Linked DNA regions of Homo sapiens: all the other regions are linked to region 2. The links are chromatin contacts, found by Hi-C or POLR2A ChIA-PET in ENCODE. All regions are on one chromosome and are shown on one strand. Each heading gives the region's core, a stretch centred on a gene start or an enhancer-like site at or near the end of the contact. The rest is flanking DNA. Distances are from core to core; before and after follow the strand shown. Region 1 holds the start of TMEM97 (transmembrane protein 97). Region 2 holds the start of PHF12 (PHD finger protein 12). Region 3 overlaps SSH2 (slingshot protein phosphatase 2).

Region 1 (3,401 bases), core at 556-3,055, 630 kb after region 2:
ATTACTTTATTTGGCAAAAGGGACTTTGCAGATGTAATTAAGGATTTTGAAATGGGAGATTTTCTGGGTTATCTGGTGGGCCCTGAATGTATGACAAGTGTCTTTATAAAAGCGAAGCAGAGGGAACTCTGACTACAGAAAGGGAGGCAATGTGATGACCCGAAGCAGAGATTGAAGTGACGTGAACACAAGCCAAGGAACATTGGCAGCCACCAGAAAATGGAAGAGGCAAGAACCAGATTCTCCCCTGGAGCCCTCAGAAGGAGTGAGCCCTGCCTTGATTTGAGCACTGTAAGATTTCATTGTGAACTTCTGGCCTCCAGAACTGTAAACAAATAAATCTGTTAAATCACTACATTTGTGGTAACTACAACAGCAATATGAAAACTAACCCACCCTGTATATGTTTGAGCTTATAATTTAACTCAACTCTCTCAACAGTTGAGGAGGATATAGAGCCCTGACCTGCCCAAGTCACCTCCAGTTCTTGGAAGAACCAAGTCCCCAGACTGCAACTTGCTACACGCTACCTACGCTTTTCCCATGCAAAAGGAGGTCAGAGGTCTTCCAGTTGTGTTTGGTTCTAGAAGCAAACAAAAAAGAGTGACTTATGGGAGTGGTAGAACATTCTTGAGCCGTGGCCTTTTTGGGAGAGTTAGGCCCCTTGAAAAGTCGATGGAAGCTATATTCTCCTTGCAGGAAACAAAAGGCACACACACTTGCACCCATTTTTGGGAGTTCATGACCCTCAGGTAAAGAACCCCTCCTCGGCAGATAAAAAGCATTTAAGGAAAAACAGACGCAAAATAAAATCTTCGGGTAGACAAGTCAGTCCTGCCTACAGTTATAGATAAGATGGAGAAACAAAACTGAGGACAGGAATTCCATGGAAGAAGGTCACAGGGTCCAGATACGAGAAAAAAACCTCAACGAACCGGGAAACTAAAACTATAGCTTTGAAGAAAAAAACAAAGCATTAAAGCAGAGTTTGGGGTTGAAAGAATGCTCTCCAACAACCAGGAAATCGGGATTTTCACCTTTATTTTTACTCAGGAGATCATTGTTACTCGAACCCAATATTGAAGAGCCAATCTGAAAAGATGGCAATTTACTCCTGAGCTCTGGAAGTTGCTGGAACCTGATCTCGAAGCAGTGACGATCTGTGAACGCCCCAGCTGCACCAACCAAGGTGCTAAACCTTCAGACAGGTCTATTTCTACTCGGATTTTTTCTTTGGGATCAGACTGGTATTTTAAAGCCCTTCCAAACAAACAAACAAAAAACCAGAAGCTTAAAGCAAACCTAACATGTGACTTTGGACACCACTTCATCCAGACTACTTCCCTCAGACACTGACAACCGGCCAGAGGTGGAATCGCGGGAAACCTTAAACCCAGGGAAGAAGTGACTTTAAAGGAAACAAAGCGTTCGCCCCCGCCGCTTGGGAGAAGGGGCTGGGATAGAGACAAAGCCCGAGGAAAACACCGAACTAAAGTTGGGTTAGGAGCGGGGGAGGCATGGGCAGGACCCGAGAGAGGCAACTGGAACCCAGAGTGCGCGAGCGCGGAGGAGGTGAAGGCCCTGTGGACGCAGCGCCGGGAGAGCCTCAGCGGGCCGGGATAAGAGGGGCGCCCCTCACCTCGACTGGGTAGAGCTCGCGCGGCAGCACCGCCTGCAGGTCCATGAACAGGGTGATGGGGATGTGGCTGAGGAAGTAGAGGCCCAGCAGCCACTCCACGCAGCGCCTGGTTGCCGGAGCCCCCATAGTCTGTCGGTTGGGCCTGGACCCGCTGATGTGAGAAGAGGGGCCAAATCCGCGCGCCTTCCCAGACCCACGCGCCTCGGTCGCCGCCTTGCCCCCGCGAGGGCTAGGCAGACCGCTTCCATTGGCTGGCGAGAAGAGGAGGCTCGTGGACAGGGGGCGGCACTCCCCACAGGGCGCACCCATTGGTCCGTATAAGTATAGCGCGTGGAGAAGGCGTCTCGTAAGCCATTTCCATTGGCCGCCAGGAGCGCCGTGTGGGCGGGGCTTAGTCACGCCGTTCGGCGCGCGGCTACTCAGTGTAGATTGCGGTTGTGAGCGCGAGCCTAGCGTTTCGGTGCTGGCCGCGTGGTATCCTGGTGTCCCGGCAGCTGCCGGCGGCGCTCCCTTCCCTCGTGGCTCCGTTCGCCACTACAACAGCAGTATGAAAACTGCACTGGCCCTTGGGCCTTCTGCAGTAAGTCAGCATTAAAAAAATAAAGCTGACGCTGTGCACGGTGGGTCATGCCTGTAATGTCTGCACTTTGGGAGCCCGAGGCAGGAGGATGGCTTGAGCCCAGAAGACCAGCCTGGGTAACTTAGTAAGACATTATCTCTACAAAAAATAAAAAATTAGCCAGGTGTGGTGGTGTGCACCTGTAGTCCTAGCTAGTTCGTGTACTAGTGACCAGCGCCTGTGCTGGGCCGCGGTACCCCGGTGCAGTGCGGCCGTCACGGAGCAGGGGTCGCAGAGCGGGGCACGAGCGCCGCGGTGCAGGTTCCCGGCCCAGCCGGGGTTGCGGGTCTGGGGAGGCAGCTGGCCGCGGTGAACAAAGAAGCAGAGGGGAGGACTCGAGGGACGTAGGAGGCAGTAAAATGGACAGGAATCCTCACCGGCTGTGGAGCATGAGGGAAGGTCAAGGATTCGTTTACACGTTCAGCAAATACTGATGTTCATCTCCACGCTGGGCGCAGGCCTGTCTCGGGGCAGGATCGCCGAGGCTGCCATTTGCTAAGAGGGGACACAGGGCAAGGGAGTGCGAGGAAGGAATGCAGCTTGGACTACGTGGACCTTGAGTGGGCTGCAGCGTTGGGTGGAGGAGGCAGTTGGGTGAGCCTGTCTGGAGTCGTAAGCTTGTGAGGCATCCGCCTTTGATGGCGAGCAGAGGGCCTGGGAGAGATCCTGGGGGAGCTCCAGCCTCAGGTCATGGGAGGAGGGGACTGAGATAGGAGCGTACTAGCAGGGGGCTATGTCACAGGGAGGGGCAGCCTGTCAACACTGAGTGATGCCCGCCTGTGGCCCTGTGGGGAACAGTTGTGTCGTGGGGGCAGGAGCCAGGGAGTAAGAAAGTGGGGAAATGGAGGCAGGAAGTGTAGACAGCTGGTCACGAAGGGGAGAAGACATGGGGCAGTAGCTGGAGAGAGATGCACTCGAGAGTTTATTTTGCAGGTGAGAAAGACTTGAGCTAGTTTAGTTTTGACAGTGGGAGAGGTTACCCCTACTCGAGAAGAGCAGGAAATGCGGCTCAAAGCCCTGGAGGAGGCGGAGGGAATGGAAGGATTGGGGTGGGTTAGGTGGGTGCACTGCGCTCCGCCCAGCTTCCCCTTCCCTTGGGGCGCTGTGGGCTAGGACAGAGGGATTATGGCAGTGTTGAAGGCC
Region 2 (3,604 bases), core at 211-2,710:
AATTCCTTAGACACAGTCGACATAGTGTAATGGACAGTGTCTGGCTTGAGAATCAAGAAATCCAATTCTTAGGTCTGCCATAAATGCACTATGTGACCTAGGCAAATCACTGCGCCTCCCTGTGCATCTGGAAAAGAGGGGATTAAATCAGATGGTCTCTAAACCCTTGCTAGTTTGACGACTCTGAGAATGCTGTGTCCCTTAACATTAAAAGTGGGCCGAGCACAGCTACGAAGCAACAATTCCAACTAAACCCCTAGTGTCAAGCACAACGATACAATTCTCTTTTCCACTGCTTCATCCACCATCAGGCAGCAATAACCAACCGCCCATCTCTGACGGCAATACCAAGGGGAGGAGCGGGCGCCCTGAAAAGGAGCATGAATCCCCGCCCAGAATGCGAGGCGGGCCCTCAGACTACAAATCCCGGCATGCAGCACTGACGCTCTCAAAAGTATCCCTTCCTGGCCGGCAAATGACTCTTCCCCGGGTCTATCCTACCATAGAGTGCATCGCACGCACATGGAACTACAGTTCCCACAATCCATCAGACCTATCGCGATTCTTGCTCCCAGGATGCAATGCGCCCCCGTTCGCCCTTTAGACCCTTTGGCGTTGCAAACTGGGAGTTGGAGTCCGGGGTACGCAGGTAGCTGGGCGTTGTCAGGATTACAAACTCTCCACTTTAGGCTTCCTCTTGAAGAGCAGATCTCAGGGACAGTGGTGAAGAGAGGGTGGTAACGGGCAGGCGGAACTCTCCAGTGCCACCACCACGCAAGGCAGGGATGCTGAGGATACAATTAACTGATAAAATTATCTGTCAGGAGCGGGAGAGAATTAGGAACCACAGTCATCCCACACGCCTCCAAAAGCGTCATTTTCTGTCTCAAATGGCTTTTCTCTTTACCAATATGGTGGCCTGGTCCAGCCACACCCGATGGTAGAACCAAACGGTCAAGTACAACATCCCTAGGAATACTGCTGTCACCGACAGGCGACCAGCTCCATCCAACACCACACCTTGCTCCTTTCTGTTCATGCCTGAGGACTCCAAGGGCATGATAGCCCATATCCCATTACCAAAATGGCGAAAGGAGCAGCTTTCTTGTGAGGGCCTGCGGAAGGCAATACGCCTGCGCGGGAGGCGTCTGTGTTATGGAGAGGAAGGGGGAGCACCCCCAACACGCCTGCGCAGAACAGAGTCGTCTTAGTTTGCACACAAACACCAATGGATGAACAGTCCCTAGCTTCCTGCGGCTGCGCCTTGACCCCTACAAGCTTTCTCAAGCGCCTGCGCGAGACCTCAGGTCCCGCCCTTTTGTCTCAGTGCGCTGGCGCAGGGCAGAAAGGTGGGGCTTCGGTCCTCCAGACGAATGCCAGCGCGGCTGCGCGCTGGGGGGTACTCCCTCACCGCGGCTGCGCGGGAGCCAGGCCGCCGGCTGTCACTGCGGTTGCGCGCGGCGAGCGCCGATCCCGGGGCGCCTGCGCGGGTGGCTTTGCGGGCGCTCGCGGTAAGTTTGCGCCAAGTGCGCGGCAGCCGGGACGCAGACGGCGGCGGCGGCGAGAGGCGGAGCCCGGGGACCACCCCCCATCACCCTCCCCCCAGTCACCTCACGTACCACAACCTCACGTAACCTCTCACCCCCCCTCCGATACCCCCAGCCCCGGGATGGCAGCGCCCGCCAGCCTTCCCGGCCGGACCGGCTGTCGCCAGTGCCGGCTTTAGCCTGTGGGACTAGGCCCCGCCGAGGCCTGACCCCCGGAGCCGGGACCCACTGTGCAGCCAGCAGCCGGGCCGGGACTGAGGGGCCGCTCCCCCCTCGCGGCCCGTCGGGAGGACGCTGTCGTCCCGGGGACTGGGGGCCGGGGGGTGGGGGGGAGCCAGGGCGAGGAAGTCGGGACCCGTATTGGGAAAAAAGCGGGGCCGGGGTCAGGAGCGCCCCCTCCCCTCACCTCCCCCCTCCCCCCGGGGTTGGGGGGGCCGGAGCAGAGAGCACCCAGCCCGGGAGGTGGATGAATGTGGGAGAAAATGGAGACCAAGACGATCGTGTACGACTTGGACACATCAGGGGGGCTGATGGAGGTAAGAGTGGCCCTCCTCATCTCCTTCCTCCAGCGCCGGGAGGGAACCTCCGCCCTCCGCCCCACAAAGCCAGTCCTAAACTCGAAGCGCCTAGATGGCCGAGGGAGGGGGATTCTTCCTCACCTAGCCTCTCCCTCCCCTCTTTGCAATTTAGGGGGCTGAGCTCAGCCTCCGAGGACGTTTGCAGCAGTTTCACCTACCCGCCGCCCTCGATTCGCTCTCCCGAGGCGCCAGCCCACTCCATCTCGTTGCACCGGCAGGCCTCCCCACCCCCTTCTTGTTGGCCCCTTTGTGCTTCCCCCAGCACGTCCGGGTACCGGGCTTTGGGCCTCTCCCGAGCGGGTCTTTGGAGTCCCCCACTGTCCATACAAGGAAGTGGCAAGAAGGGAACCGCGCACCCTCTTCCCATCCCCCTACCCTTGATCCTCCCCATTTGGAAGAAGCTGTTCTCGTTGTTGTGCTGCAGGAACGCGGTTAGGGTGGGCTCCCCCTGGTTCCGGGGGCTGAGAGATTCTGGGAGCAGCCTGGATGGGAGGAAGAAGGACAAAAGGGGGGAGAGGGGTGGGTGACGGAGAAACCGCGCCGGGGGGGCGACGGACCGCCCGGGAGCTCCGAGTGTGCACACACGCCGTTTGTATGTGTGTGCAGCAAATCCAAGCTCTGCTGGCTCCCCCCAAGACGGACGAGGCAGAAAAGCGCAGTCGGAAGCCTGAGAAGGAGCCCCGGAGAAGCGGCAGGGCCACCAACCACGACAGCTGCGATAGCTGCAAGGAAGGTGGAGATCTCCTGTGCTGCGACCACTGCCCGGCTGCCTTCCACCTCCAGTGCTGGTAAGGTCTGGGGACCCTTTTGGAGCTTCTTGGCGGACCCTTCTCTGCGCATTCCTTCACCCGGCCTGCCCCTGACTGCCGAAATAACGGGCGCTTGCAGCCGCTAGCTGACTTTCTGCAGCTGCCGGGGCGAGCACCTCCCCGCCCCCAGGTGTCCGCCGGGTTCTGGCAGTTTAGCGGGGAGGAGCAGCGGTGGGTCCGGACCCCGAGGTGGGGGTTGGGACGAGTGAAGAGAACCCCATATGGGATTGGAAGTCGCTGGGGAGCCGGGACAGAGCCGGCCGGGGACAGCCGGCAGTGGCGGGGGAGGAAGGGGAGGAGCTCCGGGCCCAGTGCCGCTTGCCTGCCCGCGCGCCCGCTGCCCTCGGGGCTCCTGCCCGGCCGGGATCTCCTCGGGGTGGGTGCGTGGAGCCCTCGGCCACCTGAGTTGCCCTGGTCCAGACCCCGGCAACCGGGCGCTTGTGGCTGTAGAAAAAATCGTGGAGGGTGTCTCTCGAGTCCGCCTCTTCTTTGCCTCTCTGTTTACAATATGGCGACCTGCCTTTAAATTATATTTTTATTCTCAGCGCCATTTTGGCTGCATATATGATTTGCAAACGTCTCTCGGGGGAACGGTGGGGACAGCCCCAGAGTCCTTTCTGCAGAAGCTCCTCGGGGGCCCCGTCTGGGATCTCGCCGCTTTGATCCCCTT
Region 3 (3,388 bases), core at 110-2,609, 770 kb before region 2:
CAGAAAGAATAGGCACCTTCCTCTGTTTTGCATGTATTACACCTTTGAGTTAAAATCTGTATCTAGTTGATTAAATTATAATTTGGTCTGTTGTAGCTTTTGCTGTCACCAACAGGAAAATGTGGGTCCTGTGAACTATGTGGAATTAACTGACTGAGAATTCAGGAAGAGGAGCTTATATAGGACCTAAGAGAGGCTACTGTGCCTGAACAAGAGATTTCCCACATCTTTTGTAGTCAGTTTGCCCAGAAGGTAGATGTATGGGAGTATCCCATACAATACACCCAACTTCTCAGAAAAGGGAAGTTCAAGACAGAACACCAGATAGAACTTTGCAAGTAAATTTTTCAAGTGGAAGAAGTTCCCCCTAGCATGAGGCCTGATTAAAGGCTGCAAACAAGAACAAATAAGGCCTTTCCTGTGGTTTGTATGACAAATGTGGGCTTTCTCACCTGCCAGAAGAGCTGCCCTACCCCCCACCCCAGAATCACTTTGGTCCTTTATAAAAATTGAAAACACAGAATAATATCATTAAAGAAAATTTTCAAAAAGAGAAAAAATTACCCACAATGTTAAGTTCCTTACTTAGGGCCATTTCCATTCCTGCCATGTTACCTTCCCGTTCTTCACATGTACCAGAGAAGAGGTTTTGTAATATCTTCCATACTTTCTTATCTTCCAAAGTGTTCTTGAGTCTTCAGCTTCCCTATTGCCATTTTCAGATCACATTCATTAAGCACTGTGTATATAGCGTTACACTGGGCACTATATAAAGCAGTGTGAATGGCAATTTCCCTTCATTGCCTTACATGCAAGAGCAAACAATATAGGCCTAGGAGTATTCATTTAACTAAACAGAAATAAAGTTAAACATATATCAAAGCAAGGCAGTAGAGCAGATGAACAACTGTATTGTCTTTGCTTTTACATGAGTTTTCTGTACATGATAAGCTTTTTTTTATTTGGAATTGGAAAATGAAGGGAGGTTTGGGGCCATTTGCATCTCACCCAGATTTTTATACAGTATATTGTACCATATCTCATCTCCCACAGAGATGGGATATCTTGCCCACAGAGATGGGATATCTTGCATAGAGCTAAGTAGTGCTACTGACAGAGAACCTCAGTCACTTAAGTGGAGACATATGGGCAGCTTAAGGTCTCCTTATTTGAGTAGTAGACATTGCCGATGGCAAAGCATTTTGGGAAGAGGGGTAGCTCATAAATGAGGAACTTAATCTAAGAAATTATTTGTTCTTCAGCCCTGTGGCTTCGGATTGTTGGTTTCTTCACGGTTCACTTTCTCTCAGGCTCCACCCCTCTCTCACTGCAGAGAACTTGTTGACAGCAGCTCTACTTTTTCCAGTCTTGCACAAAGGCAGATGTCTGAAAATTTAGCTTACGCAAACCATCTGTGTGCTTGACTCTGTTCCCACGGTGTGTTTTCCTGTACTGCCCCTCCCCACTTTTCGGTCCTTTTTAAAAACTGAAAACACAGTATAATAACATAATTTAAGAAAATTTTCAAAAAGAAAAAAATCACCCACAATATTACTATCCTTATTGATAGCTGTTTTCATTCCTGCCATGTTATCTTCCCGTGCATAGCTTTTTGCGTAATTGTGTCCTTTGTCTTAAGCAGAAGTTCAGATACTTTGTCATTTAGCCACTTCCCTGTTTTTCTCCTGGCATTATCTTTTGGTTTTTGGTCTTGAGTTACTCAAAGGACATTGCAGCTTATCAGTACTCCATCGATGAGTCCTTATTTTTATTTTCCTTTCTGACTTTTGAAACCCAAGTACTCTAGAGTATGGCTGAGATCCAACTTTTTAAAAGTAAGACATATAACATGTGTGAAGGATTTTTTTAATATTTAGAAACTGCTGTTGTAAATTACACTGACTTTTTTTTTTTTTTTTTTGAGATAATGTCCCGTTCTATTGCCCAGGCTGGAGTGCAGTGGCGCGATCTCGGCTCACTACAACCTCCACCTCCCGGGTTCAAGCAGTTCTCTGCCTCAGCCTCCCGAGTAGCTGGGATTACAGGTGCCGGCCACCATGCCCAGCTAATGTTTGTATTTTTAGTAGAGATGGGGTTTCACCATCTTGACTAGGCTGGTCTTGAACTCCTGACCTCGTGATCCACCCTCCTCAGCCTCCCAAAGTGCTGGGATTACAGGCGTGAGCCACTGCATCCGGCCTTACAAATTACATTGACTTTCAAGAAACATTACCCTGCCCACCCAAGGACAGTCTCATTTAGAAAAAAGACATGTCTATACTTTTCTGCCCTTTGTTGAGTTGCAAGCCTCATTTCTTCTAATACCTGACTAATCTTGTTAGTAATAGTGTTTCACTTGTAACTGGTCGTCTCCCTTTTCAGAGCTGTTATGTCTCACCCTTTGTCTTCTTAATGGTGAATAAGGACACATCCATGCCTCCTCATCATTTTCCCTTTCTTGTTTGACAAAAAGAACAAAATGGACCATGTTTCCTTGTTTTGGTAGAAAGTTTGTTATTGAATATCTTCAGCCACCTTCCTTTCAGAAACCGTAATCCCCAATACTTAGACATTTGAAGGGTTGGACCTGTGGTGTCTAGGGTCCCCTGATGACTTAGGAAGTCTGCAGGATTTACATACAGCTTTTCTAGCTGTCTTACTGTGTGAGAAAACAAAAGACCCTCAGAATTCTAGCTTTCCTTCCAATCATTGCAGAGAAATTTTGCCTTTAGTAGTAAAGCCGGTGGTTAAAAGTTTTTCCTTTTTCCCTTGTTTTCCTGGGTCCTGAGTTGCCACTGGGGTAGATTATAGGACCTAGCTCGACCAAAACCTAAAAGCAATCCAGGGAACAAGTGTAGGATTATACTGCAATGTCCGTTCTATGCTGGAGCAAATATATAATGAATCTTAACTTCTTTTCTCTGATACATTTAAAACACATATGAAAGTTAAATTTACTCTTGGATCATTTTGATTAGGTTATTTTCCTCTTTTTCTAAACCCTAACTAAAATGTTTGGAATTATTGTTATTTCACATCCCACTCTAGAGTACTGCAAAATACTACTGTGTGATCTCTTTGTCCCCAGCTCCCCAAGAGCTGTGGATCATTGCGTCTTCATAAATTTACTTTAAAATGTGCATTTAGTGAATTTGAACTGTTAAACATTGGATTGGACATCAAGAAAGCTTAATAAATTAAATTTGCAAGAAACCAGTAGAGTGAATTTTTCATCTGTAATGGTGTTACAATTCTGTAGTGATTCTGTAAGGGGAAAAGACTAGGAAACAGAGAACACTGGATGGGTGAAAAATTGTGAGGTAATTAAGGACAGTGACTTCTACTTGCTTTCTCTTTTCCCTTTTCTTTGACAGGTCCTTAAATTGTC

What was found. Hi-C counts contacts between places; a loop is a spot of excess contacts on that map. ChIA-PET counts read pairs that join two places held with the same protein, here RNA polymerase II (POLR2A). Pooled maps may share reads with other maps.
Region 1: a loop to region 2 is called in a map of CD8-positive, alpha-beta T cell, with 24 times the contacts of the local background. The contact joins the promoter of TMEM97 here to the promoter of PHF12 in region 2. A Hi-C loop is called at or near these places in 4 of 168 maps with a recorded cell type or tissue (CD8-positive, alpha-beta T cell, ascending aorta and naive thymus-derived CD4-positive, alpha-beta T cell) and 14 of 50 pooled maps. POLR2A ChIA-PET finds 5 or more read pairs at or near these places in 2 of 52 experiments (CD4-positive, alpha-beta T cell and MCF 10A).
Region 3: a loop to region 2 is called in a pooled map, with 6 times the contacts of the local background. The contact joins the enhancer-like site here to the promoter of PHF12 in region 2. A Hi-C loop is called at or near these places in 2 of 50 pooled maps. POLR2A ChIA-PET finds 5 or more read pairs at or near these places in 2 of 52 experiments (IMR-90 and K562).

Annotation. Positions count from the first base shown.
Region 1 is chr17:28,317,604-28,321,004 of GRCh38, reverse strand. TMEM97 (transmembrane protein 97) reads right to left here and starts at 1,805. Exons shown (of 3, transcript NM_014573.3): 1 at 1,640-1,805. The coding sequence starts at 1,765. RefSeq lists enhancers at 1,682-1,741, 2,222-2,481, 2,701-3,401.
Region 2 is chr17:28,949,374-28,952,977 of GRCh38, reverse strand. PHF12 (PHD finger protein 12) reads left to right here and starts at 1,460. Exons shown (of 15, transcript NM_001033561.2): 1 at 1,460-2,083; 2 at 2,732-2,913. The coding sequence starts at 2,018. LOC105371716 (a long non-coding RNA gene) reads right to left here and starts at 1,376. Exons shown (of 5, transcript XR_001752822.2): 1 at 1-1,376. RefSeq lists enhancers at 336-957, 659-1,068, 1,169-1,218, 2,959-3,578, 3,579-3,604 and silencers at 1,389-1,658, 3,169-3,428.
Region 3 is chr17:29,720,807-29,724,194 of GRCh38, reverse strand. All of the region lies in intron 3 of SSH2 (slingshot protein phosphatase 2), which reads left to right. Among named protein-coding and RNA genes, the nearest start is that of SSH2-AS1, 83 kb to the right of the region's middle. RefSeq lists a silencer at 419-518. Within about 2 kb of position 1,359, at least 21 of the 41 ENCODE cell types and tissues checked have a DNase peak (open chromatin) inside an H3K27ac peak, as active enhancers do.